2 separate regions of the Homo sapiens genome follow, and region 2 is linked to region 1. A link is an interaction called in ENCODE POLR2A ChIA-PET data of the cell type or tissue named here. Cell type or tissue: A673. All regions are shown on one strand. Each heading gives the region's core, and the rest is flanking DNA. Links, peaks and the distances in the headings are about the cores only.

Region 1 (16,424 bases), core at 7,636-12,635:
GTTCCCTAGGGCTGCTGTAACACAGTGCCAAGGACTGCGTGCCTTAAAGCAGAAACACATTCTCACAGTCTGGAGGCTGGAGCCTGAAAGCAAGATGTTGGCAGTACTGTGTCTCTCCAAAGACTCTAGGAGAACCCTTCCCCGCTCTCCAAGGACAACCCTTCCTCCCTCTCCTAGGAGAACCCTTCCTCCCTCTCCTAGGAGAAACCTTCCTCCCTCTTCTAGAACCCTTCCTCCCTCTCCTAGGAGAACCCTTCCTCCCTCTCCTAGGAGAAACCTTCCTCCCTCTTCTAGAACCCTTCCTCCCTCTCCTAGGAGAGCCCTTCCTCCCTCTTCTAGGAGAACCCTTTCTCTCTCTCCTAGAACCCTTCTTCCCTCTTCTAGGAGAACCCTTCCTGTCTCTCCTAGAACCCTTCCTCCCTCTCCTGAAACCCTTCCTCCCTCTTCTAGGAGAAACCTTCCTCCCTCTCCTAGGAGAACCCTTCCTCCCTCTTCTAGAACCCTTCCTTACTCTCCTAGGAGAACCCTTCCTCCCTCTCCTAGGAGAACCCTTCCTCCCTCTCCTAGGAGAACCCTTCCTCCCTCTCCTAGGAGAACCCTTCCTCCCTCTCCTAGAACCCTTCCTCTCTCTCCTAGGAGAACCCTTCCTCTCTCTCCTAGCTTCTGGTGGTTTTTGGCAGTCTTCGTTAGCTTAAAGCCACGTTCCTTCAAAAAATATCTGCCTTCATTGTTATGTGGCCCTCTTCTGTCTGTGTCTCTGTACTGGATTTAAATTTCCCTCTTATAAGGACACCAGTGATTGGAGTTAGAGCCCATCCTAATTCCGTATGACCTCATCTTAACTTCGTCACATCTGCAAAGACTGTATTTCCAAATATGGTAAAATGTACAGGTACCAGGAGTTAGGACTTGAACACATCTTTTGGGGTGACTCAGTTCCACCCATAACAGTGGCTCTCGCTGTCTTCCCTGGATCGTAGTCTCTATGATAGCTCTCATCTGTGTCTTTGTCATTTCCGTAAACCTGCTGAGAACAGCGACAGTCTTGCTTTTCTTTGTATTCCTGGCAAAGGCTCAGTACCTGTGTATTTAGTGAATGTCCTTCCTCTCGACTTACATTAAGGAAGACTCCAGTTCTGATAACTCTCTGTTTGTCAGAACATATGCCTGTACCAGCTGGAAATGAGAAGGATATGAGCATAAGAAGTCTTGCTTTTGGGAAGCAGCCCCATTCATATACAAGGAGATGGATGGGAGCCACCCTGAAGCCCTCCTTGCAGTTGATTAGTGTCCGTTGAGCGGTTGCTGCTGCATTCCAGGCTCTGGGTGGGGGATGGGATTCTGAGAGACAGGCATAGCCCTTGCTGACCCGGAGCACACAGCTTGGCTGGAGAGACACACAATTCAATAAGCTGTTACAATAAAGTGATTAGGTCCTATTATAGGGAAAGCATGGGGCTGGTGCCCGCACACTCAGTGTGGATGCAGGGAGCAGCTTATTGGTTTAAACACTCTGGCATCTTCCCTCCAGCTGCTCATGAATGTTACGGGGCGCTGACAGTGGCTCAGGGTACTGGCAGGGACAGCCAGCCCAGAGGAGACACAAGAACGGCAACTGGGATGGGAAGCGCCCTGACCTCGGCAGACCATCCCTGGGGTCCCTGCTGCACACAGCACAGTTCAGTGATTGACAGCCACAGCCAGTGACCCAGCGTCTTCACCCCACAGACAGGTCATTGCTGACCAGGCTCCACTTACACAGGTTGAGAAGGGTGGTGGCTACAAATGTGTCCTGTAACGTTCTATAAATGGGAGCCGAGGGGACGCCTGAGTTGTCTGCCAAGTTTTCTTCCTGGTTGTCATGTTTGGATCATTGTACATCCCACCTAAAGAAAGCACACCCTGTGTCTGAGTGGGGACAATAACCAGCCGCACCGCAAGGGAGGGCTCTTCCTTTTACTGCCGGGTGACCTGTGTGCCTGCAGGCCTGGCCTGACCCCAAGCCTCGCTCATAGTTCCCTCCTTTCACCTGCCTGGCCGGCTGGGCTGCAGTGCCTGCAGGGTGCAACAGCTCTTGCTATCACCCACCTTACTCCTCGGAGTGCATTACGCACATCTAACCCTAAAATGCGTTTCCATCTCGGAGTGCATTACGCACTTCTAACCCCAACATGCATTTCCAACTCATGCCGTGCCATTGTCCCAACTTAGTCCCCACTGTGGTCCAAGGAGCAGGAGGAAGGAGACAGGGATGAGTTTTTAATATTTTACCAAGGATCAGGTGAGAAAGCCAAGGACCACACCAGATGAGTGCACAGGCCTCCAGGAGCAGGGCTGGCCTTTCTGCGCCTAGGCTGTGGGGCTGGAGGCCGGACGCCGAATGTGCACGCTCCCTAAATGCAGATGGTGACACAGCTTTTCTCCCAGGCTGTGGAAATTTCAGCCCACTCACAATAAAAAGAAATGTTTCCAAAACAGCCTTTCTGTTCCCTGGTCTTTTCCCAGAATGAATCTTGCATCAGCAGAGGTGAGATTCAGTTGTGAGAGAAGACACATTAAAACCCTAAGTGCTGACTCGCAAGGCACATCTGGCCAGCGTGGGAAGGGAGGAGGTCTTCAGGCCTCCGCTGTCCGAGTGGCTTTCTCCCTGGCCTGTGTGGTTCGCTGCCAGCCCTTCCTCCCTTCTGTGCAGAAGGTCCAGCCCGTGTTCCCCACAATCACGCAGGAACCTTGTGTATGGAGCTGTTCCCCCTTCTCCAGTTGTCTCCGGTGTCTGGGCAGTCCATGTGCTTCCCAGCACTCCTGCAGGCTGGGGTCTCCCGCCCTTGGCTGGTTTTCACTCAGCTCCTACCAGCTGCTGGAAATTTCTCCTTGGAGTTTGATCTTAGAGCTGTGACTAGGGATGGGCACTCATTTGCATTAGTAATTATTTTGTTAGTTGGTGCATATACCGCTGCAGACGAGTTGGGCCCCACCAGGAGGAACTTGATTTTCTGGGGAGATCAACACTGCCTCAAGAGCTCCCAATGTAACTGTTGGACTGAGGGTAAGGGGGTTTTGCCTGCAGTCGCTTCCAGGGTCTCCGTTCTGCTCTGTCCTTTTATTCCCAAGCCTCTCCCCCCATTTTCTAATGGTTTGAGCGCATTCCTAGTTAATTGCAATGTTCAGATAGTTCCAGTATCTTAGTGAAAGTTAGTGTGAAAGCCCCAGTGATTTGGTTGCCATCAAGAAATGCCTTTGCCCAGGGTCACCTGGTGAGTAAGCGGAGTGTGAAGATTAACCTCTTTGTGCCTCAGTTTCCTCAGCTATAAAACAGAATGATAATATTAACCCCCTCCTAGGATTGATTTCAGATGCAAATGATTACTACTATCTACCATATATAAACAATGTACTTATAGAATATATGTGTATTATGTACTATTGTTTTCTATAAAATTGTTATTTACTAAAAGGTTTATCATAATATTATTAGCTATTAAAGTATATGTTAATCAACTTAAAAAAAAAAGAAATGCCTTTGCGTGGCTCTTACGGTGACATAGCAGGATTTTATAAATTGCACGGTGGATATAGAGGTGTAATTACCCGTTGCCTGCCGACATCAGCCTGATCCTTCAGGAATGTTTGGCGAGCAGGATCGGGCGATGCCGGATACTTTGGGCTCTTAGGAAAGTCCACTCAGCGAGCGTGGAGGCTGGCCGAGTTTTGTGGTGGAGGCCTCGTCCCTCTTTTTGGGGAGCTTACCCTCTGTGTGCTCTTGGAGTCTGCATTGTGTTAGATGTTGGAGGCGCTGGGGAAGAAGTGCCCACATGGCATTGGGGGAAATGAGTTCTGAGAATAGGGGTGTGTCCCAGCCTTCTCAGTTTTAGCCTTTAGGGAAATGTTTGTTTCCTGGGGCCACCATAACAAAGCACCACCAGCCAGGTGTCTTCCCCGTGGACATCTATTCTCAGTTCGGGAAGCCTGATGTCCACAATCAAGTGTCAGCAGAGCTGTTCCTCCCGAGGCTGTGAGGGAGAATCTGTCCCATTCTCCGCTCCTGGCTTCCACTCCTTGGCATCCCTTCTTGGCTTGCGGTTGGTCACCTTCTCACCGGGTCTTCACATCACCTTTCCTTGTTTGCATCTCTCTGTGTCCACATTTCCTCTTTGTATAAATGAGGATGCCAGTCCTATTGGATTAGGGCCCCCCAGTCACTTCATCTTAACTTGATCATCTGCAAAGACCTTCTTTCCAAAGACAGTCACATTTACAGCTACTGGGGATGAGGACTTCAGCATCTTTAGAAGGGACAAAGTGTAATAAAACAATGGGAACATAGTGACTTCTCAGTATTATCCTCTCCCTGACCTGGTGGCATTTAGGTTTTAGCCAAAAGGTGCTTGCTCACAAGCATTTCTGTGTTATCCTTTAACCCCTTGTTTGGGCCTTAAATGGCTCAAACAAATGCAAATAAGGTGCAGTGAATATTGCTAAACCTTCACTATGCGCAGCCCATAGTTGCCACAGCTGTCAGTGGAGGTAAAATTTAGTAATTGATCAGTAGTTAATAAAGAAATCATACTACCCAATTTAATGAAGCACCTGTTAACCCAATCTGGTGTAATTCTTTGCATTCCAGACCACAGTGGAACACTTGGGAAGCAGCAAGGCTGAGTAAAAATAAGAGTATGTCAAACAAACTTTCACAGACTTTGAGCTATTATTGAGGAAAAATGTAGGGCCTGGGTGTGAGCTGGGTCACGATGAACCTCTGCAGAAGGCTCAACTTCTAACCTCTGCAGAGCATGCCCCAGGCCTGTGCCACATTATCTCACATGGGAGCCCTCGCTGCTGTTGTCCCTCCCTATGGTCGATGGGGACAGTGAGGCACAGAGGTCAGCGACTTCCCCAGATCATGTGACTGATAACTGCAGTGCTTAGGCATGACTGCAGGGCTCTGTGGGGAATGCAAGGATGGTTTGAGTCCAGTGTTAGCCTGAAGGACCAGCAGTGAGAGGGTTTCAGTGACTGTGATGGGTACAGCTCACTCTGGTGAGCCAGCGTTTCCCAGGCGGGTAGAGGAAGGTTGGGAAGAAAGAGGCTGTGGGCAGGTTCTTGAAGATCTGAGTGGTGGGGTTGGCCAGAGGATGGGGCTGGCTGAGAACAGATAAAGGTGTGAACCATCTGGGAGGCTGGTTATTTAATGTGGTGCCCAGCCTGTCTCAAGAGTAACACGTCATCCAGGGAAGCTCCCTCTCAGGTGTCCTCCTGCATGGTATTGCCAGAAAGAGACCACAGCCATGGGCGCCTTGCTAGTTGATCTTGAGAGTGGCTGAGCTGGGTCAGTATGAGAAAGGTGCAAACGATGGGCCTCGTGGGGTCCCCTGTGCTCATCAGCATCAGTCACATGGGGGTACGTGGCAGAGATTTGGGGGACACACATTTGGCTGGGATTAAGAAGCTCAGATTAAAGCGATAGTTCTGGGAGAGTTGCTTCCCCACCCAGGGATATTAAATAATGTCTGGAGACATCTTTAGATGTCACAGCAAGGGGTGGGGGGTGGGGGGAGGAGAAGTGAGGGGAGAGGGGTAGTTAAGGTGGCCACTGCACTGGGCCCAGGGGAGCTTGCTGTGATGGACGTAACCACATGGACAGAGACCTGGGCCAAAAACACGAGGCACATCTGAGGAATGAAAGTAAGAGGTGCTTTGTTTTCTGCTGCTTCTGTGTAAGAAGGGATTTGGAAGGCCAGGCAATTTTCCTGTAAGTCACCTGAGCATGTGTTGTACTGGGTGTGCTGCGGTGTTGTACTTAGAAAGGGAACACTTTCCTCTGTGACTGGAAGTGTCTGGTGATGCTGAATGCTAAGCTGGGCCTGGGGAGTTGACCGCCCTCAGCACCACCGCCCATTCACTCGTCCTTTCTTTTCTTTTCTTTTTTTTCTTTTTGAGACAGAGTCTCACTCTGTCACCAGGCTGGAGTACAGTGGCGTAATCTCGGCTCACTGCAACCTCTGCCCTCGTGAGTTCAAGCGATTCTCCTGCCTCAGCCTCCCAAGTAGCTGGGACTACAGGCGCACACCACCATGCTCAGCTAATTTTTTTGTATTTTTATTAGAGATGGGGTTTCACCATGTTGGCCAGGATGGTCTCGATCTTCTGACTTCATGATCCACCCACCTCGGCCTCCCGAAGTGCTGGGATAACAGGTGTGAGCCACCTCAACTCATCTTTTCATTCACCCTTCTATCTGTCTGTGCATCCAACCATCCATCCATCCATCCATCCCTTCCGAGCTAATGCAGAGATGCGGGTTTCTGTCTATGGGGGATGGGGATGCCACTTGACACTTCCCTTGAGAGCAAAACACGTTGACTTCAGAAGATACAGGGAACACAGAGAAAATTACAAGCAACAACATAAATCACCCAGATCTCACTTTCGGCAGCGAGTTTCTGTTTGCCTTTCTTTTTTTTTTTTTTTTTTTTTTTTGGTATATAGCCTTCTCATGTACCCAAAGAAAATTGAGACTATGCTATACTATTGTTTGGTAAAATACTTTAAGACTTAATATATTCACATTTCTCGTATTTTAAAATCCTCTCCTGGCTGGGTGAGATCCAGCACTTTAGGAGGCCAAGGTGGGTGGATCACGAGGTCAGGAGTTCAAGACCAGCCTGGCCAAGATGGTGAAACCTGTCTCTACTAAAAATACAAAAATTAGCCAAGTGTGGTGGTGGGCACCTGTAATCCCAGCTACTTGGGAGGCTGAGCCAGAGAATTGCTTGAACCCAAGAGGCAGAGGTTGCAGTGAGCTGAGATCGTGCCACTGCACTCCAACCTGGGCAACAGAGCGAGACTCAGTCTCAAAAAAAAAAAAAAAAAAGAAATCCTTTCCTAAGCCATATTAATGGCTGCTTGGCATTCTGTCATCCATAGATCAGACTTTAATTAATCAGTTTCACCGTCATCTGTGGGGTTATCTTGAGCTTTTGTGTCTGGCTTCCCATCTGTCTTCTCAGGATGAGTGACTGGGCATAAGTTGCTTTATCGACATGAGTGAGCATTGATATTTCTGCACACGTGCTTATCTCTCCTGCCCTCCAGGGGCCCAGTGTCATTCACTGGGTGCCGTGTGTCAGGCCCCCTCCCCTGCTTTTTCATATGGGTGTAGTGTTATCAGCATTAAAATCCCTCTCAGGAAATTAGAGGCAGTGCCACATTAAATCTGTAATGAATTATTTTAGAATGTTGGTTTTAGGTTGAACGACATCAAATGGTTGATATTCAACCAGTTTTTTTGGTTCTTCCTGAAACGCAGCAAGACTCTTGGTGGGTCCACTGGAGCAGAAAGCACTGTAGGTACCTAGTGTCTTGGGTCCTATCAACACCACCTACATAAACATTCTGTACGGAAGTGAGACACAGGCCCTAATTCTGGGGCCCTGGCAGATCTCCATGGCCCAGGGTGAGCGGGGGCAGACGAGAGCTTACAGGGTCTTGGATTACCTGTGTTCAAGGGTCTAAGTGGCTTATGGTGTAGCCAAACCCTTGGTGTGGGGCAGGGAGGTTGCAGGAGGAAGAAAGTTGGATGAGGTGATTGTTTCCATGTAACTTGTATCAGACCATGGCCCTGAGTTCATTCTACAGAGTCTGGGTGCTTGCTGGGAGTGAGGTGCAGTTCCAGAAGCCAGGGGATTGGGCAGGGGGCTTGGTAGAGCAATAAATCAAACAAAACAGCAGTCCCTGTGCCTATTTTAGTCTCGTGGGGTACGGGTACAGGCTGTCCCTCCCAGGCCAGTGTGCAATAGCCAGGTTCAGGCCTCTGGGCAGGTGAATAGGAAAAGCTGCCACTTCCCTCTTAAACACCAATGTTAGTTACCACAGCATCTAGCATGCTTCTGGCATAAGCTTGCCTTCAGGGAGGCTTTATTGAATAGGTAAATCATTCTTCCACCCCTCCATGATCTTTGCAAGCAAACATTCCTGAAAGTTTTGAGCAAAAAAGATAGGTATTATTACGAGTAATTTAGATGACTGTTGTTTCCACAGTGAAGTACTTCTGGGAGAAAGGGAGGCAGGACTGGGGTGCTCTGGGGGTCCCCTTTGGTGTGCAATGCTGCCTTTGGGTTCCAGTTACTTTTTTAAACCCATTTTCCTGAGTGACTGAGTCATACCTGGTGTTGTTCTGGGAATCGGGGCACATCTGGGAACGGAGTTTGTTCACGGAGCTTACCTTCCAGAGGGAGCCAGGAAATAGACAAGACCTAAAGACAAAGCTGATTGAGGTAAGTCATGTGCCCTCAAGAAAACAGCAAAACCCGCTGAGCAGGGCTGCAGTGGCGAGTGGTCAGATAGACCTTTCTGGAGCAGTGACACTGGCCTGAGATCTGGGTGGCAAAAGTTATCAGCCAAGTGACGTTCTGGAGCAGTGCTTGCCTGCCAGAGGGAACAGCTAGTGCAAGGGTCCTGGGGCAGGAACAGTTCCGTTGTGCACCAGGAAGGAGCAAAGTCAGGCAGGGCCTCGGGGCCTAGTCAAGAGGTGAAATTTTGTTCTGAATGCAGCGAGATGCCCTTGGAGAGACTTAATTTGCAGGGTGCCCTAAGGAGAATGGTTTTGTTGGTGGGTGGGTGGAGGGAGTGGAACCAGGGAGCCCAGGAGGGCGCTGCAGGGCACTCAGGTGAGTGATGGTGCACACAGCCGGGAGCAGGTAATAGAGAGAGGAGATCAGACTGGAATACACTGGCGATCACACTGACTGGACACAGTGGGCTGGATTGGGGGCAGAAGAAAGGGAGAGATGCAGGGAAAGCCTCTTGTGTGAGGATGATGGGCTTGACGGTGGGAAGGGCGAATTTTTTTTTTTTTTTTTTTTGAGATGGAGTTTCGATTTTGTTGCCCAGGCTAGAGTGCAATGGCGCGATCTCAGCTCACTGCCACCTCCGCCTCCTATGTTCAAGCGATTCTCCTGCCTCAGCCTCCTGAGTAGCTGGGATTACAGGCATGCACCACCACACCTGGCTAATTTTTTACTTTTAGTGGAGATGGGGTTTCACCATGTTGGTCAGTCTGGTCTCGAACTCCTGACCTCAGGTGATCTGCCCGCCTCAGCCTCTTAAAGTGCTGGCATTACAGGTGTGAGCCACCACGCCTGGCCAGGGAAGGGTGAGTTCTATTGTCACCACTGTTTCTGCTGCTGCTACCTTCTCAATCTAGAAGGTGGTCCATTCCATTCCTCCTTTTCCAGATGAGAGATCTGAGGCCAGAGTTCCCAAACTATACTCTAAAGATTCTTAAAAAAAAAAAAAAAAAAAAAAATCTTTAAAAGAGACAAAAGCAAGTTACATGTTCTATATGGAAATGTTTTTGTAAATGATATTTGAATTGATTATTGATCAGATTATGAGAAAGAAACTCAAGCTGGAGCTTGTGGACCCCCCGAGGGAGAGCCACCGAATCTAGGAAGATTCTTCTTTGCGACATAAGAGAAAGAACGGGAAAGGCAGTGAAACAGACACCACTGAGCTGGGCAGACTCTGGCTTGCCCTGAAGCAGGTTTGTAGGAATGGGTGTCTTTAAAACAAGATTTTAGTTACTGAATTGAAAATGCCTAGATATAGAAATAAGTGACTTCTTGACCAGGTTCAGTAACTCATGCCTATAATCCCAGCACTTTGGGAGGCCAAGGCAGCAGATCACTTGAGGTCAGGAGTTCAGGATCAGCCTGGACAGCATGGTGAAACCCTGTCTCTGCCAAAAAATACAAAAATTAGCCAGGCGTGGTGGCGCGTGCCTGTAATCCCATCTACTCAGGAGACAGGGGCAGGAGAATTGCTTGAACCCAGGAAGCAGAGGTTGCAGTGAGCCGAAATTGTACCACTGCACTCTAGCCTGGGTGACAGAGCAAGACCCTGTCTGGAAAAAAAAGAGCAGAAAAAATAAGTGACTTCTCTTTTGCAGCAATAATCTCCTGAAAATATAATCGGAAAAGGAGACGGCATTCATGGCGATGACAACATCCAAACCCAAATTTAAAATATCATAATGTATTAAAAATGTTTTCTGCAAAGAAAACATTTTGAGTCCTCTTCCGACTACTGCTGTTACTACTACAGCTAGTAGTTGTTGGTGGTAGTGCTGGTGTTACCCAACAGTTATAACATCAACCCTAGAAGAAGTGCTTTTTGTGTACCTATTATCTCATTGTGTTTTCATTGTTTCCATTTTGCAGCTAAGGAGTCCTTTCAAGGGCAAGTGATTTTTGTCCTGAGCCTCCCAGCTGGTGATTGGTAGTGCCAAGGCCCCAAGTCCATCAGCCAGACTCTAGGCAGAGTGTCCCACCCTCATAATCTTGACACCAGGGAGGGGCAAACTGTAGTCTGCCTCCTATTTTTTATAAATACATTTTTGTTGGAACATGATCCTACTCATTTATTTGTATCATCTACAGCTTTTTTTGGACCACAAGGGCAGAGCTGAGTCTTTGTGACAGAGAATATATGGCCCCACAAAGCTTAATTTACTCTCTGTCCCTTTACAGGAAAAGTTTGGCCGTCTCTGCCCTACACTGCTCTGGGACTCATATCTAAATCAATGGGGACCCAACCACATTTGTGGAAGAAAAGATGGAATAGTATAAAGATGTCACTTCTTGTAAAGCAGTACCCAGGAAATCCCAGTGGGAATATGTTTTTGCACAAATGAGATGGTGGGAGACATTTTATTAAATTATTCTAAAGTTTATTTGGAAGAGGGCCGGGTGTAGTGGCTCACTCCTGTAATCCCAGCATTTTGGGAGGCTGAGGCATGTGGATCACTTGAGGTCAGGAGTTTGAGACCAGCCTGGCCAGCATGGTGAAACCCTGTCTCTACTAAAAAAAAAAATACAAAAAATATTAGCCAGATATGGTGGCACATGCCTGTAATCCCAGTTAGGAGGCTGAGGCAGGAGAATCCCTTGAACTTAGGAGGCAGAGGTTGCAGTGAGCCAAGATCATGCCACTGTGCTCTAGCCTGGGTGAAAGAGTGAGACTTTGTCTCCAAAAAAAAAAAAAAAAATGATAATAATAAAGTTTATTTGGAAGAAAAAAAAGGTAAAAATAACTGATGGGACTTTGAAATAGAATAGTGCATAGAAGCCAGACCTTCCATGTAGTCCAACACAGCAGAACTATCATGGTTAAATAAAGGTTGATATTGTGGTAAATATAGGCAAACTAATGACACAGAACAGCCCCGATTCAGACCCTAGTGTCTGTACACATTTAAAAATGCATTAAGATGACATCACATGAGTCAGAAGGGGACAAATTGTTCAGGAATTCATGCAGGAGTAATTGCTCATCTGTTTGCTAGTTAATTTTGTAACATCCCTCCCCGAGAAGCAAAATAAATTCTTTGTACATTAATGTCAGTCCACAAACCTTTTATTTTTAAGTAAAGGAAAATAGATGTGAATGTTTATTGAATTTGTCATCAAGGGAGGCCTTTCTGTGCATCAAGGGGAAATGACAAAGGAAAGATTGATATGATTAAATAATTGAGACTTTATCAAATTACCAAATGGATTAGTGCAAGCAAGCACAGAGTGGGGGAGATATTTGCAGCCGACCTGCTGAGATTTTAGGATGTAATTGAGCAGAAGGTGCAAAATGATAATCCACAAGGTAGGACATAAGAAGTAGTTGCTACTTGGCCGGGTGTGGTGGCTCACACTTGTGATCCCAGCAGTTTCGGAGGCCGAGGCGGGCAGATCACTTGAGGTCAGGGGTTTGAGACCAGCCTGGCCAACATGGTGAAAACCCGTCTCTAATAAAATACAAAAATTAGCCAGGTGTGGTGGCGCACACCTGTGGTCCCAGCTACTAGGGAGGTGGAGGCGGCAGTGAGCCAAGATCGTGCCACTGCATTCCAGCCTGGGCGACAGAGCGAGACTCTGTCTCCAAAAAAAAAAAGTAGTAGTTGATACTTGAACTATTTCTGACTAATGGTCAAAGGAGGGTGGATTGAAATGTTGAAAGCGGGTGAATCGAGACATTGACGGCCCATCCCCTCGTTGTCAGATAAGCAAGGCTTTTCTTGACCTGCTAGTTAGGGGTGAGAACTGGACACCCGCCGCTGTTGAGAGGATGGATTGTCACAGTCTTCCAGGACTGCTTTTGGCAACCCTTCCTACTCTACTTGAAAGCAGTCCTAAGAAAATAACCCAAAATATGGAGTATGATTAGATACAAAGATGATCACTGCTGTGCCACTTACACTAGCAAAAATGTGGCAGTCTTGCTGGGAGGAGCAGGGTCAGGGTGGTGCTCCCTCTGCAGAGTTGCAGTTGGGGCCTGATGGGTCTGGTTGGGCCCCACTCCTTGACCTTGTCCCTCCTCACATCTTTCTAGCCAGTAGCCCATGTCTCCTACTTAGTGGAGTAATAAGGCCAGGAGAAATAGGTGTACCTTTATTTTCATGTAACGGCAAAATGACTTTCCCCAAATCACAGAGCTGGAGTTGGGAATCCTGGAGTTAGATCCACCAGGATTAGTACACAATTAGAGGTGCTCAGTCAAGTATCTGAGAGCGTCCAGAATCAGCTCAGCTGGCCTCCTTTTCACTTGCTCGTAGCATGGCCTTACAAAGTTGCAAAGACCTGCTGGAATCAAGGCCTCATATTTCAGAATAATAATGGGAATTCAGGCTGGGCACGGTGGCTCACACCTATACTCTCAGCACTTTGAGAGGCTGAGGCGGGTGGATCACCTGAGGTCAGGAGTTCAAGACCAGCCTGGCCAACATAGTGAAACCCTGTCTGTATTTAAAATACAAAAAAATAACTGGACATGGTGGTGGAGACCTGTAATCCCAGCTACTTGGGAGGCTGAGGCAGGAAATTGCCTGAACCCGGGTGGTGGGGGTTGCAGTGAGCCGAGATCGCATCACTGCACTCCAGCCTGGGTGACACAGTGAGACTCCATCTCGGGCGGTGGGGTGGGGGGTGAGAAGAATGGAAATTCATTTTATAAAAAGCGTTTTTGATTGTAGAAAAATCTTAGGAAAATTAAGAAAATTTTGAAGAGGAAAAGAGCTCTCCATACACTTGCTACCTAGAGATAAAGTTAGCATTCAGTGTGGAATTTACTCTTCTTTTTCTATAAAAGGTATTTTTTTGAAAACAAAGTAGAAGATTTTATTATACAATCTGTGGATTTAAATTTTTAAATATTATGTTGTATGGATTTTCCATTCTATTAAATAGCCTAAGAAGAATTGTAATGGCTGCACAGCTGTTTCTGGAGATTCGGTGCCCTCAAGCTCTGTGTGAGGAACTAGGTTGCTCCCATCTCCATGTCACCAAGCACTTTATCTACGTCTTTGATTTCCTAAAGACGGGTATATTGAGGGACAGTGGGAGGGGAGGAGGGACAGGAATTCTGTCCCCTCTCATTTTCTTAATAAATATTGGTCAAGGATGGATTTTTCATTGCTTTTTTGCTCTAGATATCTCGATTAGTAATTGATGGACATGTGAGCTCTTCAGTAAGGAAATTCATTCATTCATTCACAAATTGTACTCATTGCTTAGAGGCCAGATTCTTGATAAACTGGTGGTTAAAACTGCAGTTGCTCCCTTTCTTTGTGGCTGAAGGTCTGGCTGAGAGGCAGAGGCTAAAACAATAAACTAACGAGTGACACCTTGCAAAGTCATCTCTCCTAAGCGACGCCCTGAGGGCCCATCCACAGTTTGCATGCATGGGGTTGGCAGGTCAGGCATCCTGGGGTGTGTTGGCGCTTTTTCAGCAGATCCACTGGGTGGGCTTTGCTTTCTGCTTGTGGCTTTTTGCAACGACTGTGGCATCCTCATGGCTGCTTTGGCTTCAGGGCTCCACTCACGTCCTCACAGTATGAAATTCCTTGAGCCTCAGACATGGCATGTGTGTGTCACTAATGAGAACTGTTGGTAGAATCAGGAACAGTATTAAACCCTAGAAGCCGCCTCCCCCTCTCCAGCCTCTTCAGATCCAGCATTTTCATCAGGGAAAGCCCCTTTCAATAAAAGTGAGGCCTCAGTTTTCTCATCTGTAAGATGTATGTGTGGGGCTGGCTAGCTCTGCGGTTTTCAGAATGGCACCTAAGATGCACTTTAAAACATTCCTTTGAGTTAATGTGTACTAGAAAAGATCTATCAAGTTGTAAAAAGCGGGTTGATTGATAAAGAAGTATTAATAACAGTTGATTTTTTTTTAAAGAAGATGGTAAGTCAGTGAGTAGTGTTTGGAGGGCACAAATCCTTCCAGTGCCGAAGCTTTGCGGTCTTAAGTGGCAGGTGGGAGCCGGGAGTCTGAGTACAACCCTCTGGCCAGCCCCAGTCAAATGAATGGGCCTCTCTGCTTGCTGCTCTTAAAACGTCTTCAGAGATAGTTGCACTTTTTATTTCTGGTCACTGGCTGGGGACCAGAGCTTGGAAGTATTTCTGGTCTGGGCTGATCACAGGGTCCTGCTTCACAGCCTGTTTGCTGTCAGCCATCTGACACGGGCGGGCCAGCCTTCCCATGTGATTCAAGGGGGCTGACAGCAGCCCATTGCCACAAATGTCTGCCTAAACCCCAGGCTTGATGAGCACTTGACAGGTACACACTGGTGTGTCTGTGAGCTCTTCATGATTCTCAGCGGCAGGGTGAGGGCGGGGAAGGAAGATGTAGGTGAAGAGCTTTGACCCAGGAGCGCACTAGGGAAGCGAGCCAAGGTGTCTGCGGACTTCCAGTCCCATCCACACCCAGAAGACATGGTGGGGGCCCCCACCCCTCTCCTGTGGCATTGGTTTCATGTGTGTGTCTTTCCAGCTTAATGATAAGCAGCCGAGGGAAGGTCCGGGTCCTGCTTTCCCTTGTGTATTTACTGGTCCTGAATGCACGTGATGCTGAATTAATGTCTGAGCGCAACAGTCATCCGTGCCACAGATGGCACCAAGCACCAAGCTTCGGAGGCCCCCGCAGTCTGTGGGAGACAATCCAAGCTTGGGCTGGGCACTGCGCTCAATGCTGGAAAATTATAAAGACAGAGCAGCCAAGTCACCAGCTTTCAAGGAAACGAGTGTAGTTAGGGAACTAAGAAAAAATAACAAGCACGATGAACAGTGCGATGCCTGGGATAAAAGCAGTAAATGCCTAGAGATGATGACGGGTGTCCAGGAGAGCTAGGAAAAGAGGTGGACTTCCATTTGCAAAGGCAAAGGCACTGTTTCAGGGGGTCATTCTCCAATCGGTAGGTTTTGATGTTATAGAAATGGGGAGCCCTGTTGGGTCTTCAAGAAAGTGGGTGGGAAGAAAGGCACAAGGTCTGGAGATGTTTTGGAAGAAACAGTAGCTGTGTTTGGTGAGTGCATGGGATGTACGGAGGAAGGTGTGAAGAATCTGGAAAGCTTAGAATGTCTCCCACAGACTGTGGGGGCCTCTGAAGAGTCTGAAGTAATGGTTGCTTTGAATGCAAGGAGATTCTGGGATCTGTGCAGTGTGCTGAGAACAACCCTACAGAGGGGATGGGGGAGGGATGGGGCCAGGAATAGAGGAAGCAGAGGAGAGGGGAGGCAGGAAAGGGAGGAGGCCAGGTAAGAAGCTCAGGCCTTGAAGAGGGATTCACACGCCCTCCCCTCCTCTTCCTGACCTGTCGGGGGATCCCCAGCCTCAGATGTTCTCAGTCTGGCCAGTGAAAACATCTGGAATCATGACTCCAGCCGCGCTAGCCATCTCACTTTTTACAATAAAAACTGAGCAAGCAAGGAACACCTAGTGACGACTCATGGCCCTTGTTTTCCCCGCATCTCTGGAGTCTGAGTCACCAGCTTGGCACCCACAGTTAAGCCTTGAATGTGTGCAAGTTATAACCCGGTGTCTGGCACAGAGAACCTTAGCGCTCCTTCCCCTCCAGGTCTTCCATTCTTTTGTTGATTTGTCTCCAATACGGGTTCCCTCAAAACCAACTCTCTTCCATTTATTTCTGTCCCTAGTTTTGAGCACAGAGCCTCGTTGCTAGAGCCTGGCACTCCGTAGATGTTCACTAAGGTGACCTCTGTGCGTAGTCCCAGGTAGATGTGGCACCCAGGATATGCCCACCTTTCTCAAACTCAGACTGGAACGTGTGGTCCTGCCCTCGTTCCTCATTTTTTCACCCTGTGGCGTGGTCTTGGCTCTGAATAACCGCTGCTACCTCCTAAATTGAACTCAGTTGTTTAGGGAAATGCACCCAGAGGGGCACTGTGAGTGAGTCTGATCGGCTGGCGTGCCTGTCGGTGGCTGCCCATGCCTTCCGATGGGCCTTGCTGTTTTCTCCCCCAGGAAGAGGCAGCCCGCCCGAGCCCCAGGCAGCATGTTCCTCCTGTGCCCTGGGTGCATTAGGCGAGATCAGGCACGTTCAGGGTGATATGACGATAGACAGTGCTCCAGGAGCATTA
Region 2 (16,424 bases), core at 6,841-11,840, 180 kb before region 1:
GGAGAAGTGGGTGGGAGGTGTCACTGGAGATTTTGGGTCCTGGTCTGATGCATGAAAAATGATGTTTCAGGGAGATAAACCTGGCTGCAGTGTGCACTAGATGACAGGTGGACAAGAAATCACGGGGGACTCATCAGAACTCATCAGAATGGCACAATGGAGTCACCAGGAGCAGCTGTGGCAAGGCCTCTTGAGGCAGGGACCCTCGGGCTCTGTGGACATGACTTGGTTTGTGAAAGAGACAGGAATCCTTCCGGGGAAGACTTTGTGTTCATGCCCCTGGAGATGGAAAAGGGAACCCAAGAGGGGACAAGGTCTGACTTCCCCAGGCCAACCCCAAGAATCAAGGATCTGGAGCCGCAGACAGAACCCAGAAGGGCTGTGGGGGCCTTTGTGAGGATCTGGGCTGGCTTCAGCTGTCAGCTACATTGCCGGAAAAGCAGTGAAACATGCTTAGGGAAGAGTGTCCTCCTCCCGCTGCACTGCACCAGAAGAAATACTAGGTCACATGCAGGCTGACATTTGTACAATGGGGTTAGGCTTTCAGAAAAAGAACACAAAATTTAATATTTTAGATATAAAAATAAATTCTTGTTTTGAATAAGAGGAGAAATTATAATAAATTATAATTGTTAAATAAATAACCAAGAAATAACACAAACGTCACATAACCGAGAATAACAATATTTTAATTAACCAGCTGACACACTTGTATAATGATCTTCTTTTTTCCACATATTTTTAGCTGTATACTCTCACTGCCTTTTAATGTCAACAACTTTATAATATTATTTTCTATAAAAAGCAAGAAACATATTTTTAGCCTTAGTTCTAGCATGGTTGAAGGAAATTAGTTTTTTAATATTGATCATTTATGAAAATTTCTTTCTACTTCACAAAACTTTATTGGTAATATCATGTAAATTTTTTAAGTGTTATTAGGTTTGGGGGAATCTCTATAAAATGTATTTCATACATGAGTTGTAAGAAAGAATTGGGGGCATTTCAGTGTTTCTAGTCTATTAACTTATGCTAAATACCTTTTGAATTGATGACACTTTTTAACCAGCTTATCACCAACGTCTTCATTATAATAATACACTGTGAGTTGATGTTATCTTCATCGGTGTTGGTATTTTGTATCAAATCAGAAAGAAATAAGTTCCCATACAGATATGTCTGGGCAAGGCCATTTCAAGCCAAGGGAAGAGCATAAGGAACATGCTCTTTGCTGAGACAGAGTTCGGCAAAAGCAAGGAATTCAGTTTGACAGAATACAGTTTAAGTAAAGTAACAGTGGATGAGCGAACAAGAAACTGCTGGGATCAAGTAAGGAGGTAGGAAGCTGTGCTAAATACTGGCACATGGCTAACAAAGACCATTATCCTTTTAGTTAAGAAATCAAAGGCCTATTTCTAGACCTAAACACATGAAAGCCACTGCTAAGGTCATTATCGCTGAAATCAGACTGACCAGATTTCCAGCCCTAACTGCCACTAATGAGCTTGTGAACCTTGCTAAGAATCATTTGGCTCTACATGAAAGTGACTGCACACTGCATATATATACATATCACTAAACACAAACTAAACGAATCCACAACCCAGCTTCTCTTTTTTTCTCTTTAGAGGATCCCTAACATTCCCACACTCTCCAACACCCGCCTGATGTGAGGTGAGTGTGGACATAGGAGGCATCTACATGGAAAGAGTCAATGGTATTAACTGTTCCCATTGCCACATCTTAGTTTAGCAAATTTTCTTTTTAAAAAAATTTCCCCTTTATTGCCAGGCGTGGTGGCTCACGCCTGTAATCTCAGCACTTTGGAAGGCCGAGGTGGGTGGATCACGAGTTCAGGAGTTCAAGACCAGCCTGACCATTATGGTGAAACCCTGTCTCCACTAAAAATACAAAAATTAGCCAGGCACGGTGGCAGGTGCCTGTAATCCCAGTTATTAGGGAGGCTGAGGAAAGAGAATCGCTTGAACCTGCACCGCAGAGGTTGCAGTGAGCCAAGACCATGCAACTGCACTCCAGCCTGGGTGACAGAGTGAGACTGTTTCAAAAAAAAAAAAATTCGTTTTATTTTATTTTTTAGAGATAGAGTCTCACTCTGTCACCCAGGCTGGAGTGCAGTGGCATGATCCTGGATCCCTGCAGCCACGAAATCCTGGCCTCAAGCCATCTTCCCACCTTATACTCCCAAGTAGCTGGGACTACAGGTATGTGCCACCGTGTCTAGCTAATTTTTTTGTTTGTTTGTTTAATATTTTCTAGAGCCAAGGTTTCAATATGTTTCTCAGGCTGGCCTTGAATTCCTGGCCTCAAATGATCCTCCCATCTCAGCCTCCCAAAGCACTAGGATTACAAGCATAAGCCACCACACCTGGTCTAGTTTAGCAAATTTTCAAATTTGTATGACCATGTGAACGCAAAGCTAGGGCCCCTCCGGGATCTTAGGAGGGGATCCAGGCAAGCAAAGCTCAGTTTCAATAGCATCACTATGAAGCCACCTCTGGTCCCACAGCTTTACCTGCCAAACATGAAAGAAGGTCTACAGCTGAGAGCCATGAGGTAGGGGGAACAGATTCACACAAAAAATATTTGATTCACTCACTGGAGACCACCTGAATCCTGGAAGGGGCCTGTGCCTGGGCTGTAGTTCTGGGTAATGCAGGTGTAGGCAACAAGACAGTGACAGGTTAAGTTACCACCGTGGATGTGAAACTCGTAGAAATTCAAGACAAGATCACAGTAATCCCAGTGATGACAAATGAGAGTCTGGTGCATCATTTTCACAAAGAAGTATCTGAAAGACATAGTGCAAAAACACAGTGCAAAGAAAAATATTGACAAGACCTTATGACTGGGTGGAGAGCAAGAAGAGAGGAATGTTTCCTACCTGGGAACTTGGAGAGGATGATGGCTTCACTACCAACAGCTTGACGCTCCTAGCATTAACAGCTCAGGTTTCTCCCTGCATGGTCAGTATCACCATTGCCAGTAATTTAGGAGAGAAGTGGGGAGTGGAGTTATTTCTGCCCAAAGCCCACAAGGTCAGGAGAGTTCCATGGTACTGGCTGAAATAAGAAAACTCAGAAGAAGCCATGTGTGAGAACGGAGGTAGCTGCTGCAGAGACGGAAGCAAGGGAGCTCTGGGTGGAGTCAGCAGAGAGCTCACCAGGAAACCAGGACTGATGCCTGAACAGCCAGGAATGTGACACAAGCCACTCACGAAGGCCTCAGATGAAGTGGAGCTCCCCAAGTACTGTTCCCTGTACAGTATCTGTCAGAGTTTATTCAGTTCCAAGTAGCAGAAACCAACAGTGCTCAACTTGGCTTGAAGAATTGATGTAATTCTTGCTCTAAGAAAAATGCAGTTCAGGTTTCCGTTCTGCTTCTCAGCCATCTCCTTCTCCTCTTCTCCATATTCTGGCTTCATCCTCAGGCCAGCTTCCCTCAGGATAGAAGATGGCTGCCCTTGGGATAGAAGATGGCTGCCCTTGGGATAGAAGATGGCTGCCCTCACAAGATAAAATGGTTACCCTCATGAATCAGCTGCCAGCGACAACCAAGGCCCCAACTTCTCCGTTCACATCCAAAGGATATGCTCCCCCAACACAAACACACACACTCACAACCGTCCAGGAATTGGAAGATCCAGACTAACACATTAAAAATTATTTTCTTTATATTTAGACATTATAATTATCTGTGCAATATTAATACATTGTTTTTGAAAGTCAAGACTAAAAAAATAATACAACAATGATAATAGCTAACAATTATTGAACATGTATCCTATATACTAGCTGTTGGTGATTTCCTGCATTAATCCCTTCATCCCTAAGGGGTAGATGATACTGTTAACCCCACTTTACAAATGAGAAAACTGAGAGAGAAGTTAAGGAATGTGCCCAGGGTCCCACACAGGTAAGTAGAGAAGCCAGGACTTGAACCCAAGGAGGCACCCACATGACCTCCACACAAAACCTCTGTTTCCTTGCTCTGACTTGCATGTGTTCCTTCCAGCCTTTTGTTGATTTGCAGGGTTGGTTCCCAGCCAGCTATTCTCAAGTAGGCTATTCTCTCTTATTCTGAATCCACTGTGCCCTATTTATATCCATAGAACTTTCATATGTTTTCGTTACATATTACCTTTTTGGCCATTTATTTAGAATTTTTCATGATTTCTCATTGCATATTCATTTGCTCTGTTACTCCCTAGCATGCCCCATTCTCAAAGACCTTTTCTGATGGTCCAGAATCCATTCCTCCCTGGCACATGGTAGGTAGGTGCTCGATGACACGGTTCTGAGTGTTATTAGTTGCCATCGTACTGGGTGTAAGATGCTATATCCTCCTTTCATTCGTGTACCATAATTGTCTCCCATGTTGCTCCCCAGTCTTCATAATGATCTGCTTTAATGACCGCACAACAGTCCATGACTATTAAATACTGACATTTAATTAACCATTTCAATATGGATAGAAATCCAGAGCTTCTATTTTTTTGTCATTGTAAGTGACATGAGGAGCATTTCCATGTATATAGCTTTTCCCCTGACAATCAAATTTAAAATTACCTGTGAGCATAGAGATAAAGATAGCAGCCCAGTGTGGCGCTCAGCTGCAGCCCCTGTCAGCCTCCCTCTGCAGTCAGCTTGCCCTGCTGTACACACTCCTCCCCGGTTGTCCCTCACATTTCCCGGATGCAAGGCTATTAGTGGCCCATCATGAGGCAGCCAACTTCATACTCAATGCCAGGCCTCCTCGACCCAAACATGTGGTGCCTGGTTTTACACAGGGCATTGTTTATGGCTACTGTTTCCTGTTAGATCCTGGCCTCTGCCAGGTATCTCCATACACCACCCTCTTTCCTCTTGTTCTCCCTTTGCTTCCACCCCCAGCCAGCCTCTAACATCTTAAATTCCCAGTAGCACAGTTGAGTCTCAACTCCACACACATATGCACACACCTCAGTCTGCGCTACAGGCCCATCTTTACATTTTCCAAAACAGTTTAATGAGTGTTTTGGAAACATTTCATCAAAGGGCTTTAGCTGTAGCCAATTGTGAAATCAGATTTCTTGATTATGAGCAAAGTAGAGGGTATGTTCTCTCTTTCCCTGACAGGCACAAATCCCAGGGCTTCCCTATCTATTTGGCGTCCAAGGTTATCTGAGGTCACGAGCCACAGAGTGAGTCCTGGGAAGGAAGGGCAGTTGCAGTGTACGTAGTGAGCCCTGGAGCCACAGGACTGGCAGTAAGTGCTACAAACTGGTGTGGCCTCAGAGAGGGACCTTGGAGAGGGGCACCAGCAAGTGTGTGCTCAGAGGGCCATGAGACACATAAATCCTCAGAGAAACATCTCCGTAACTGCTCCTCGCACACTGCTTTTACAGGATGTCATTTGCAAGCACTTCAGCAGGCTATAACTCACTGGAGAGCATCTTGCGACCTTTCTCCTCCTCACAATGGAAATTTTTTATTACAGAAGTTATAGTGAATATATACACAAGAAAACCCCAGAGGGAGAGGGAAGGGGTATTTATGTATTTATTTTTGAAATGGAGTTTCACTGTTGTTGCCCAGGCTGGAGTGCAATGGTGCAATCTCGGCTCACGGCAACCTCTGCCTCCTGGGTTCAAGTGATTCTCCTGCCTCAGCCTTCCAAATAGCTGGGATTACAGGCATGCGCCACCACACCCAGCTAATTTTGTATTTTTAGTAGAGACAGGGTTTCTCCATGTTGGCCAGGCTGGTCTCAAACTTCCGACCTCAGGTGATCCGCCCACCTCGGCTTCCCAAAGTGCTGGGATTACAGGTGTGAGCCACCACGCCCACCTGGGAAGGGATATTTATAAGGCAAGAGCACCTCTCCTCTTCTTCCTACTAATTTGGGAAGTAAGAGTCAATATGCAGGTGAAACCCCATCTCTACTAAAAATACAAAATTTAGCCAGGCATGGTGGCGGGCGCCTGTAGTCCCAGCTACTCGGGAGGCTGAGGCAGGAGAATGGCGTGAACCCGGGAGGCGGAGCTTGCAGTGAGCCAAGATCGCGTCACTGCACTCCAGCCTGGGCGACAGAGCAGGACTCCGTCTCAAAAAAAAAAAAAAAAAGAGTCAATATGTATTGAATATTCACAAGATGCTGCCTCTGTCCTATTTCCCCGAGCTGGTGACAGTGCCTGGTTGGTGCATAATCAATTATTGAACGAGCGAGTGAAAGAATTCTCAGACCATGAGGTAAGTTACTAGTGCCCTCTGCATTTTACAGATGAGGGAAGTGGGACTCACAGAAATTAAGTAACAGGCACAAGATTCAACAGCTGGTAAACAGAGAGGCCAGGACACAGTGCAATTTTTATGACTCCAGGGCCCAACCCCTAACACCCCTCCATCCTACCATGATCCTTGCTGTTGACATTTTCAGTACAGTAAACACAGGACCCGAATCCAAGGATTCAACCCATTGTGGTCCAAAAATAGTCAGGGGAAAAATAATAATAATAATAATATGAATTTTAAAAACAATACAACAACCATTTACATGTATTAGGTATAATAAGTAATCTAGAGATGATTGAAGGTTTATGGGAGGATGAGGATAGATTATATGCAAACACTGTGCCATTTTATAGAAGGGACTTGAGCATCGATGAATGTTGGTATCCATAGGGATTCTGGAACCAATGCCTCCTCGGATACACAGAGCTGACAGTCTCCTCAGCATCAGCAGAGGGACTACTGCATATCTCATATTGTAGCAGTTATACTGATTTTTACACAAAAAAGGGGTTCATCTTTGTATTGCAATGGTGAATCAATAATACACATTGTATAATTTCCCACATATTCCACCGAGGAGCTTATATTCCAGCCAATTCTAAACTAAATAATTACACTTAAACCCTTAAAATGTATCCCCCAAAAGTGCTATTCTTTGATTAACACACACATGCTCACTCAATATTAATGGCAGAAGAGAAGAATTGAGAATTCTGCCAATAAACAATGCACACACAGAAAGAGCTAAATAAAGCACCTTAAAACCGTTTTCTAGTATTTGACTTTACTCTTGTGTCTGAGAATTCATTATGATAACAAGTGCAAGTGGATTCTGACTCTAGGGGCTATTTGGTGAGCTGCTTTAATTCATTTTAGAATCCTGTTTCTAAAAATGACCTTCAGAAGACGGTTTCCCGGAGATGACCAAGGGAAGGATCATTTTACAACCTTTCTGGAACATATTTTATGTTCACCACCCCTAACCTGGATGACTGTTTTAAAACAAACAGCCTGGTTGGCTGTCAAATTCCCTTTCCCACTTAGCACCTACAGGAAGAGAACCCCACTACAATACTGAAACCAGGCAGGTCCAGGACTTCGAGTGGTGGAGAAGATATTTGTAAGAAAGGGAAACAAAGCTTGTTTCTAATAAACTGATTGGGTCAAGACACCTGGGAATTGATCATTGGCCTAACGTTTTCCTGAAGCACACCCCAGACGTGCACACTGGGACCACTCGCACAACGCAGCGTTTCTTCTTATAACAAAACCAAAACTCTGCCACTGTCCTTGTTTGATAGAATCCAAGCTAACACATCAGGCATTTGAAGAAACTGAGGTTGTGTCTTCTTCAGGAAGGGGTCGTGGGGTGGATGACATGATGGTGAGTGTGACATTTGCACAGATGCCAGCTCCCCGCTGCATCCTGACCAGCTCCTCAGATAGGGCAGGATTCCAAGGGAGAAATGAGACCAGCAGGGTAAGCAAATCCTTCTCTGGGGTTATCGGGCTCCACCAGGTGGGGTCTCAGGAAGTCTCTAGCATATATGTAAGAGTTATTTACCCTATCAACAATGTGTATAAAAACAAACAAGCACACTTTTCAGAAGAGCTTTTCCTGCACTAAACACCAGCTGATTTGTGGAGCATGATTGGTAGTTGAGCTACTTAATTGGATTCCTCAGAACAGGGTCAGTAAAAATAGATGCAAATCCATAGGGTGACATAGTCACATAAGATTGTGGAAATTGTAACATGACTGGCTCTAGGACACGCACAAATTTTCATATGCAGAGTCCTGAGAAGAGTCATGGTGAAGAAACCCACTTAAGCAATTCCAAAGTTAAATGACAAGGAAGACTGCACTAATGTCCTAAGGCATCGGGTCCTGCAGAACTTGTTTGTTAGCAAAACCACCCCAGATGGAAGACTTGGGTGGCAATTCCAAAGGGCCTTTTCCTGCATTCCTGACTGACCTTAATTGACAGTGACGTTGACATCGCAGGCTTTTCTGGCCATCCAAGTAGTGAATGAACTTGCAGCAAACCTTGGAAAACCTTATGCAATCCTGTGTCAAGAATCTCGTGACAAAGTAAAGAATCCTTTGGGAATGGGCATGTCCACCTCTTAAATTACATACTTGCTGTAAAACAAACTGGCAGAGCTACTGTCTGGTGACCACAAAGGTAATTTGCCTACAACTCAGAATGAAGATTTGTCCCAGAATGAGTTCTTTTTACCAATAGAGAATATTTGCATTCAGAGAATCTGGGCCAGAACTTCCTCATCTCTTTTGAAAGGTATGCTTCCCGAAGCCTCTGGGTTGGCCCTGGTGACTCTCTGCAGAAGAGGAGGGTGAGTTCTTCACTGCAGTTTAAGATGCACCCATCAGGGCCATGACCCGTTCATTATCGCACATGGCCCTTGGCCCAGGACCAAGGCAGAAAGAGGCACAGATTGCTCCCCTCTTCTCTGGGCCTCTTGACAACCCTGAGCTCTACACTGCTGGATATATACATAAATATATATAGTCCCATGTTCTTAAGTCTCACTTTGAAAACTACAACCCTCAAGTGACAACTGGGCAGAGCTCTGGAGAAGATGGGCAGTGACTGGGAGCCCTACTCAGGGACACAGAACCATGAGTGGTGGGTCGCCTCTGTAGGTTAATATTGAGTGTCAACTTGATTGGATTGAAGGATGTCAGACTCCAGGTTCTTCAGCTTTGGGATTCAGACTGGCTTCCTTGCTCCTCAGCTTGCAGACGGCCTATTGTGGGGCCTCACCTTGTGATCGTGTAAGTCAATACTCCTTAATAAACTCCCCTTCATATATACATCTATCCTATCAGTTCCATCCCTCTAGAGAACCCTGACTAATACAGCCTCTTTCTCACTTTTCCTCTTCCCCAGGAGGTCCTGGCCATGCAGTGCCGCGTGGAATCAGGACAGATGACTCATGCTCCAAGAATTCTTCACTTTGCTTAGAAGACCAGCCAAAGAAAGGAAACTCCCTTGCATCTGGCCTCCTTCTTGGGGGAGTGGGGACTGCGGTGCTCTCTCCCCGCCTGGGAGGGGAGGGAATGTTATTCTTTGCAGAGCTGCAGATGTATCTATTTCCTGGGGTTGCTGTTTATTCTGTTAGAGATTGAAAATACTGGGTGAAAATAAAGTTTAACCCAGAAATCTGACTGATAGGATTCTTGGAGGGAAAGGCATGTGAACCGAAAATAGTCCTCAGTATTGAGTCCCAAGGACTTTTACTCCTTTTTTATTTCTTAAACAAAATTTCAATTGGTGGATAATAGTTTATGGACAAGACTTTATGGAAGAAGCATGTGTGATGGTCACAAGTACCTGCAAAGGTCAAAAAGCATGAGTCTTTTATATCCAGCACATAAAAATAGCATAGATGGTTCCAGAAAACTGGCCCTGGTGCCCTATCTGCCATCCCCAAACTAGAGCTTTGAGGTTCGTTCAAGGGAGGAGTCTCACAGATACACGAAAAGAAGGCTACATTGTGACAATGATACAGGATATTAAAGTTAAAAAAAACAAAAAGATAGTTTAGCCCATTCACTTCATTCAATCCCAGACCTCTAGTTTGGAAACTCAAGACAAGAGAAATTGCCACAGAAACTCTGTGCAGGGTGAAATGAGCTCCTTGCTTCCAATTTTCTTGCTTGTCAGTACCCATATCATACCCAGAACCAACGTAGCCACGAGGAACACCACACATGCCTCTGCCTAGCAATGCATCCTGGAAGGCCAATAACCAAACAGGCAGAAATTTTCCAAACAAGATGTTAAGCTGTTGGTAGCTTGAAACAGACCATGGTGAGAGTATTTACATGCCAAAAAAAAAAAATGGCAAACGCTACAGTCATGGCTTTCTGACTTTTTGTTTTGTTTATTGAGACAGAATTTACCAGCCTACCGTTGCCCAGGCTGGAGTAGAATGAAGAATAAGGAAATGGATCTGGCCAAGGGCCCCAAGGGGCTGGACTTTGAGCCAAGTGACCACAGTTTAAAGGACATAAGCAACCCAGCCTTGATTCCATGGTGTCGCCACACCTGCAGATGTGTCCCCTTGGGTAGACAGCAACTATGACCATAGTACAGGTGACGTCAGGGGTGGGTACAGGAACCAAGGCATTCCCTACATGGAGTAAGCTTTGTTAAACAATCCAGTATGTTTTTTGCTGTGTTGTGGGGAATTAAGAGAAGCCTGGGATCATGCTTGGGTGAAGCAGGGCAGGGAAGATCCACCCAGCCTGGAGGAAGCCAACTTTGGTTCAGTAAATGGCATTCATCTGAGAGAGCAGGGGAGGAGTCAGCCGCCAGCTGAGCAACAGGGAAAGAACAAGGACAGACTTGAGGATCAGGCACATCTGGAGGCAGGGTATTCTCAGAAATGGGGAGGAATTGGGGAGTTTCACAATGACAGAAACCTGGTAAAAGATGGGATTTTCTGAAGTCGTGCTGCATAGGGATATAGACTGTCAGTCTTTTGAGCACTGAAAGCTAATATGGCCATCAATGACCAGAGAGCTCATAGATAGCCCGCTGACCAACCAAAAGCATTGGGAGGACCATTATGGTTATGGGGGGAGCTCACTCTGCACCAGGTACTAGTCTGAGAGATTTACATGGAATATCTTTTATTTTTCATAGAAACAGCACAGAAGAAGTATTTGCTTACCCCATTTTATAGATGAGGAAACTGAGGCACAGGGACTTTATTCAGCTACTAGGTAGAAGAGCTAAGATTGGAACTCAGCCAGTAGGACTCAAAACCAACATTCTTAGGATGTCACTTCGGGTCTATTGATCTCTGCTACCCTGAAGCTTCCATCAGCTGGTCACAGACACCCCTCCAGGAGCCACCAGAATGGAGCAACGGTTCTTCCCTCTAACAATCTCTCAGGTATTTGAAGATGACTATTATGCCTCTTGAATTCTGTTATGTTCTCTAGGATACACAGCATTGGTCACTCGCTTCTCTTAGGGTATTGCCTGGACTCTCTGACCCCTCCCCCCACCATGGTGAGTGTGCCTGAAAAATTCAACATCACACTCTGTATGTGCAGGATTAACACAAAGGAAAATGCAAATGATGCATCCTTGGTTCTAGGAGCTAAAGATCGCCACCCTCTATCAAAATATCATCTACATAAAAAACCAACCTACACGTCGCTGTGTTGCTAGGGTTCCATTTTTGTAAAAGGGTTATATAGTCTTATACATGTGCATATTCATAGTTTTTAATATGCACCCCAAAAAAGCTTTCAAAAAGGTAAAGATCTAACTTTCCCCTGCTAGTGCATGTAGGTGTTGGGGCTGCGGGTAGGGACAAGGAATTGAGGAGTCTCACACTTCACACACTTCTATATTGACTGAAGTTTGTATAATATATAGTTACTTTACTATTTTAAGCTTAAGATATGAAATATTAACTTTTAAAAGGCATGCAATGGGCCGGGCGCAGTGGCTCATGCTTGTAACCCCAGCACTTTAGCAGGCCAAGCGGGCAGATCACTTGAGGTCAGAAGTTCAAGACCGGCCTGGCCAAAATGGCGAAACCCCTTCTCTACTAAAAATGCAAAAATTAATGGTGGTGAAAGCCTGTAATCCCAGCTACTCAGGATGCTGAGGTGGGAGAATCACTTGAACCTGGGAGGCAGAGGTTGCAATGAGCCGAGATGGCGCCATTGCACTCCAGCCTTGGCAACAGAGTGAAACTCCATTCCCGCCCCCACCCCCTCCCCCCAGAAAAAATAATGATTTTTTTCCAAAAAAAATAGCTATTTAGGTGCTCTATTTTGTAACACTACAGTAGAATCTGCAAGAAAACAAGCACTCAGCTAATAACTTTATTCTGAATGTAATGTTCAAGTTAGAATTCAACTCACATTTTCTCCCCAAAAGGACATGAACATTTGAAATTTATGCTTCCCAGCTCCTACAGTGGTGTTCGGCAGCCAAGCAGTTTTTCACAGATGCCATGGGTAGGGTTCAATGGTCACTGTACTCTTTACTTAGTGAGGGTGGCATTGTCATATTTCACCAGGCATGGCCAGGTTGCTGGGATGACACATCCAGCCGCTCTGAGCTTTGTTTGACCTTCTCCCAGCCTGCAGCCTTAAGAGGGAAATCAGACCAACCTATGACTTCTACAAACCCCTTCCACGGTGGCACCGTGCACTCACTTGGCCTCCTTATCTGGTTCTGAGGATGCTCAAAGGTGTTATGACTCCCACTGAACAGAACCTCGCATGAGAGGAGAGCACAAAGCCTCCATGCTGGCCCGGAGAAGCACACACATTAAGCTTTGCAGTTGACCAAAGGCACTCCCAAACACTCCCAGAGTTGACAAGTTATGGCACTGAACGCTTTCTGACTTAGTCTTTACAGAAGTTGTGATGTTGCTTGGACAGGTGGCATTTCATTTTTGCGGTGATGGAAGTTGAGATTCACGGAGAAGTGAATTGGCCAGGTCCATTCCACTGGCACTAACCTGTGTTCTTCCCAGCCCACTAGCATATATTGAACCAGAAAGTGAACAGTCTGGAGACTAATTCAAATACCACTGAGGGGGATGGGGGATTAAACTATCCCATCGTTTATGGAAGTAATTTGGAAAATTAAAAATTCTCATGTCCTTTGACAAAGCATGTCTCTTCCAGGAATTTATCGTACAAACGTCCCCATGTATCGAAATGATACGTGTCTGTGCTATTCATTCTACTATTGTTTGCATTAGGAAAAATTGGAAACAATCTAAAGACCCTTTGCTAAGGAATATTTAAGTAAATTAATAAATTGAATCTATGCAGCCTTTTAAAAAGAATGAAGCAGATTGATATGCCCCCATGTGGAATGAGCTCCTAGATGTCGCATTGGAGAAGGGAGAAAACCATTTGAAAAAGAAACGTGTTGCTTTTGGGTGTAAAAAGCAAGGGATAAAGACAGTCATATTTAGAATATTTTATATGCTTGGACTCTCTAGAAGGTGAGGCAAGAAGTGGCAGCAGTGACTGCTACTAAAAAAGGGAGCCAGGGACATGGGGGTCTGGGGCCAACAGAAAAGGAACAAGCATTTACTTTCTACCCCTTCATCTCTTCTGAGATCTGTACATTGTTTATGGTCTGTTTACATTTTAAAAATACGTGGAGCATGGTGGCTCATGCCTGTAATCCCAGCATTTTGGGAGGCCGAGGCAGGTGAATCATCTGAGGTCAGGACTTCAGGACCAGCTTGACCAACATGGTGAAACCCCATCTGTACTGAAACACAAAAACTAGCCAGGCGTGGTGGCATATGCCTGTAATCCCAGCTACCTGGGAGGCTGAGACAGGAGAATTGCTTGTACCAGGCGGTGGAGGTTGCAGTGAGCCAGGATCACGCTAGTACACTCCAGCCTGGTGACAGAGTGAGACTCTGTCTCTAAATAAATAAATAAATAAATAAATAAAGTTTTGGCCAGTCCACTTTGGCCAACTTTCCCAGACACACCTTTAGTTTCAGTGTACTTGGAGTTGCTTTGCTACCAGGACTATGATGAAAGCAAAGAGGGGTCCAGAGAGACGTGACTGGAATCCTACTTCCAGAGAGAGATGAGTGGAATTTATGTATGAGTTATGGCTAGATCATGGAATCTCAGCTTGGAACAGACCCTCATGTCCCGTTAACCAATCCCTGCCAGACAAATGAATTCCTTCCATATACCCTGACCCTGACCATTGGCCTGAACACTTCCGTCTACAGAAGTCATGATGCCCGTTTCATGTTTTCCACAAGCATTCATGAGAAAGGCACATGAAAACACCTTGCTATGTGCCTGGCACACAACAGATGTTCAATAAATGGTGGCTCTGTTGAATGTGAATAATGCAAAACATTAGCTACTTGGAGGTAAAGCCTTCACACTCTTTTGGTATTCTGCCCATTTCACCTGTCACAAGCATTGCCTGTAGTGCTTTGTTGTTTTGCAGTGGCTTTATAATATTCTACTCATGGGGAACTGTCATTGACTTATCTGCACATTTAGTCTGCTTTGAAATTTACAGAGAGAGATATATACAGATGCTCCTCAACTCACAGTGGGATTCCATCCCAATAAACCCGTCGTAAGTTGACAATATCGTAAGTCAAAAATGCATTTTATGTCTCATCTAGCAAACATCATAGCTTAGCACAGCCTACCTTAAATGTGCACAGAACACTTACATTAGCCTACAATTGGGCAAAATCCTCTAATGCAAAGCCATTTTATAATAAAGTGCTGAATTGCTCATGTAATTTATCAAATATTGTACCGAAAGTGAAAAACAGAGTAGTTGTACAGGTGCCCAAAGTACAGTTTCCACTGTATTGCTTTCACACCATGGTAAAGTCAAAAAATTGTTCAGTTGAACCAAGATAGTCGAGAACCATCTGTACATAAATACAGATAAGCATCTTTTTGCACATAGTGTTATTTTTTAAATGTCTTTGTTTTAAGAACACAAATATCAGTCAAAAGAGTAAACTTTGGGGGTGTGTTCATGAAAAATAGCACGTTGCTAAGCCATTGATATTCAGAGTCACCCGGTCTAAAAACCAAAGTCCAAAATAAATAGGGAGTTCAGCAAACATGAACATGAGCCAAACAGGAGCCCTGGCAAAAAGCTCTAAAGATTGGGCTGGATGAAAGGACCAGCTTCTATTTATATTATCAACCCACAAACCTTCTCGGACAACCAGAGCCCTGTCACATTTGGGGACCTTTATACAATATCTCAGCTAAAAGCAAAAATAGCAAAGAGCCTGGCATTTCAAAAGGATAAAGAGACACAGTGCCAAAATTCAGAAAGTTTTCATTTCATTCCATCCCCAAAGAAAAATGTATTATCTGTTGAGGCAGAAAGAGAATAGAATAGCATTTTGGAGACAGAAGAGTTGGTCGCCCCCACACCCTGGGCAGGAGCCTGGGGTAGAGGAGAGACAATGGCGGGTGACAATGAATGAGGTGGAGGGACCTGTCTGAGCCCCTGCATTCATAACTGTGAACCTCCTGAGCTTACTTTGAGAATTACATGAGTTGGGAGCGCTATAAATGCAGGCCCCCAGGATCACCTTCCTTCTGAAATTAAACCTCCTTTTGTTGATGGGAGTCCCAAGGCCAGGGTGCTCTCAATGTAGACTCCATTCCTCCCTCCCCGCACATAATCTCTGTTTTCGGCACTGGCTTTTCCTTGCTCAGGAGGTTTCTTGGGTCTGTTGCTGTGGTCAGGGGCCCAGAGGAAAGCCAGCATCTGGGCTGCTATTCATCTCCTCACCATGGAATTCCCTCCTAATAAGGCTAAACTCGCAAGCAATGGCCAAAGAGGCAACAGAGTCTCTTTACTCACAGCCAGTCTGCGTAATTACGGCCTGATTACAGTCACCAGCACTTCCTCTGTGCAGAGCCTGTTCTAAGGGCTTTATGCGACCTTCTCCTGGGACCCTTGTAGCTGTCCTATGAGGTGGGCACAGATATGACCCTATTGTATTCATGAGGAAGCACCAGACACCCCTACTGCAGGGCTCTCAGGTAAGAGTTGAAATAAAACCCCTGGCTTAGGCTTAAAACAAAATCCTTGGACCAGCATAGTCAAATCCCACAGGGGATGGAGAGAGGAGAAGGAAGGGCCCTGGGTCAGCACAGAAGGTCTGGGTCCTTCTGAAACTCCTCCTAGGTGTGTTCCAGAAGATGTGGAAAAAGAGACACCTGACTAGTCCTGCCCCAGGCGGCGGATTGCATCATGAGTTCAGGCCTGTTTGGCAGAAGAGTGAAGAGAGAGGCACCCAAAACGCAGCCCTGTGCTTCGTCTCATGACCACCTTGGGGCAAGGGGTGGGGGACAGGTGGCCAAGCAATTAAGCAACTTACTGCTCAGACAAGAGAAAAGAGAGCAAAGGACATCAGGCAATGAGGAGAGGGCCTCCTCTTGCAGGACTGGTCTGCGTTCCTGTCGCCCCACTGAAATGCCTGTCCTTTTTGATAGGGCCCAATCTTGTCATTGTGCAGCCCAACTGCTCGTGGAATGCCGGGGCCAGAGCAGATGCCCAATAGGCATTTGCCAGCCGACGAAAACCAGATAATTACTGAGTT

The links. ChIA-PET counts read pairs that join two places held together with the same protein. Peaks named below come from ENCODE experiments on the same cell type or tissue, not always from the same donor. Only the 100,000 strongest peaks of a DNase experiment are listed, where the experiment ranks them.
Region 2: POLR2A ChIA-PET joins it to region 1 with 11 read pairs; 2 of 35 experiments call an interaction of 5 or more read pairs at or near these places.

Annotation. Positions count from the first base shown.
Region 1 is chr2:235,010,593-235,027,016 of GRCh38, forward strand. The region is part of intron 2 of SH3BP4 (SH3 domain binding protein 4); the gene reads left to right. Among named protein-coding and RNA genes, the nearest start is that of SH3BP4, 67 kb to the left of the region's middle. RefSeq lists enhancers at 910-1,486, 1,487-2,062, 2,063-2,639. In A673, for the core only: no CTCF peak of the experiment used is centred there; no DNase peak of the experiment used is centred there.
Region 2 is chr2:234,831,220-234,847,643 of GRCh38, forward strand. LOC101927896 (a long non-coding RNA gene) reads right to left here. Exons shown (of 9, transcript XR_002959457.2): 3 at 2,903-3,519; 4 at 2,618-2,809. Among named protein-coding and RNA genes, the nearest start is that of SH3BP4, 110 kb to the right of the region's middle. RefSeq lists an enhancer at 2,804-4,003. In A673, for the core only: no CTCF peak of the experiment used is centred there; a DNase peak (open chromatin) is centred at 9,242; H3K27ac peaks cover 391 bases.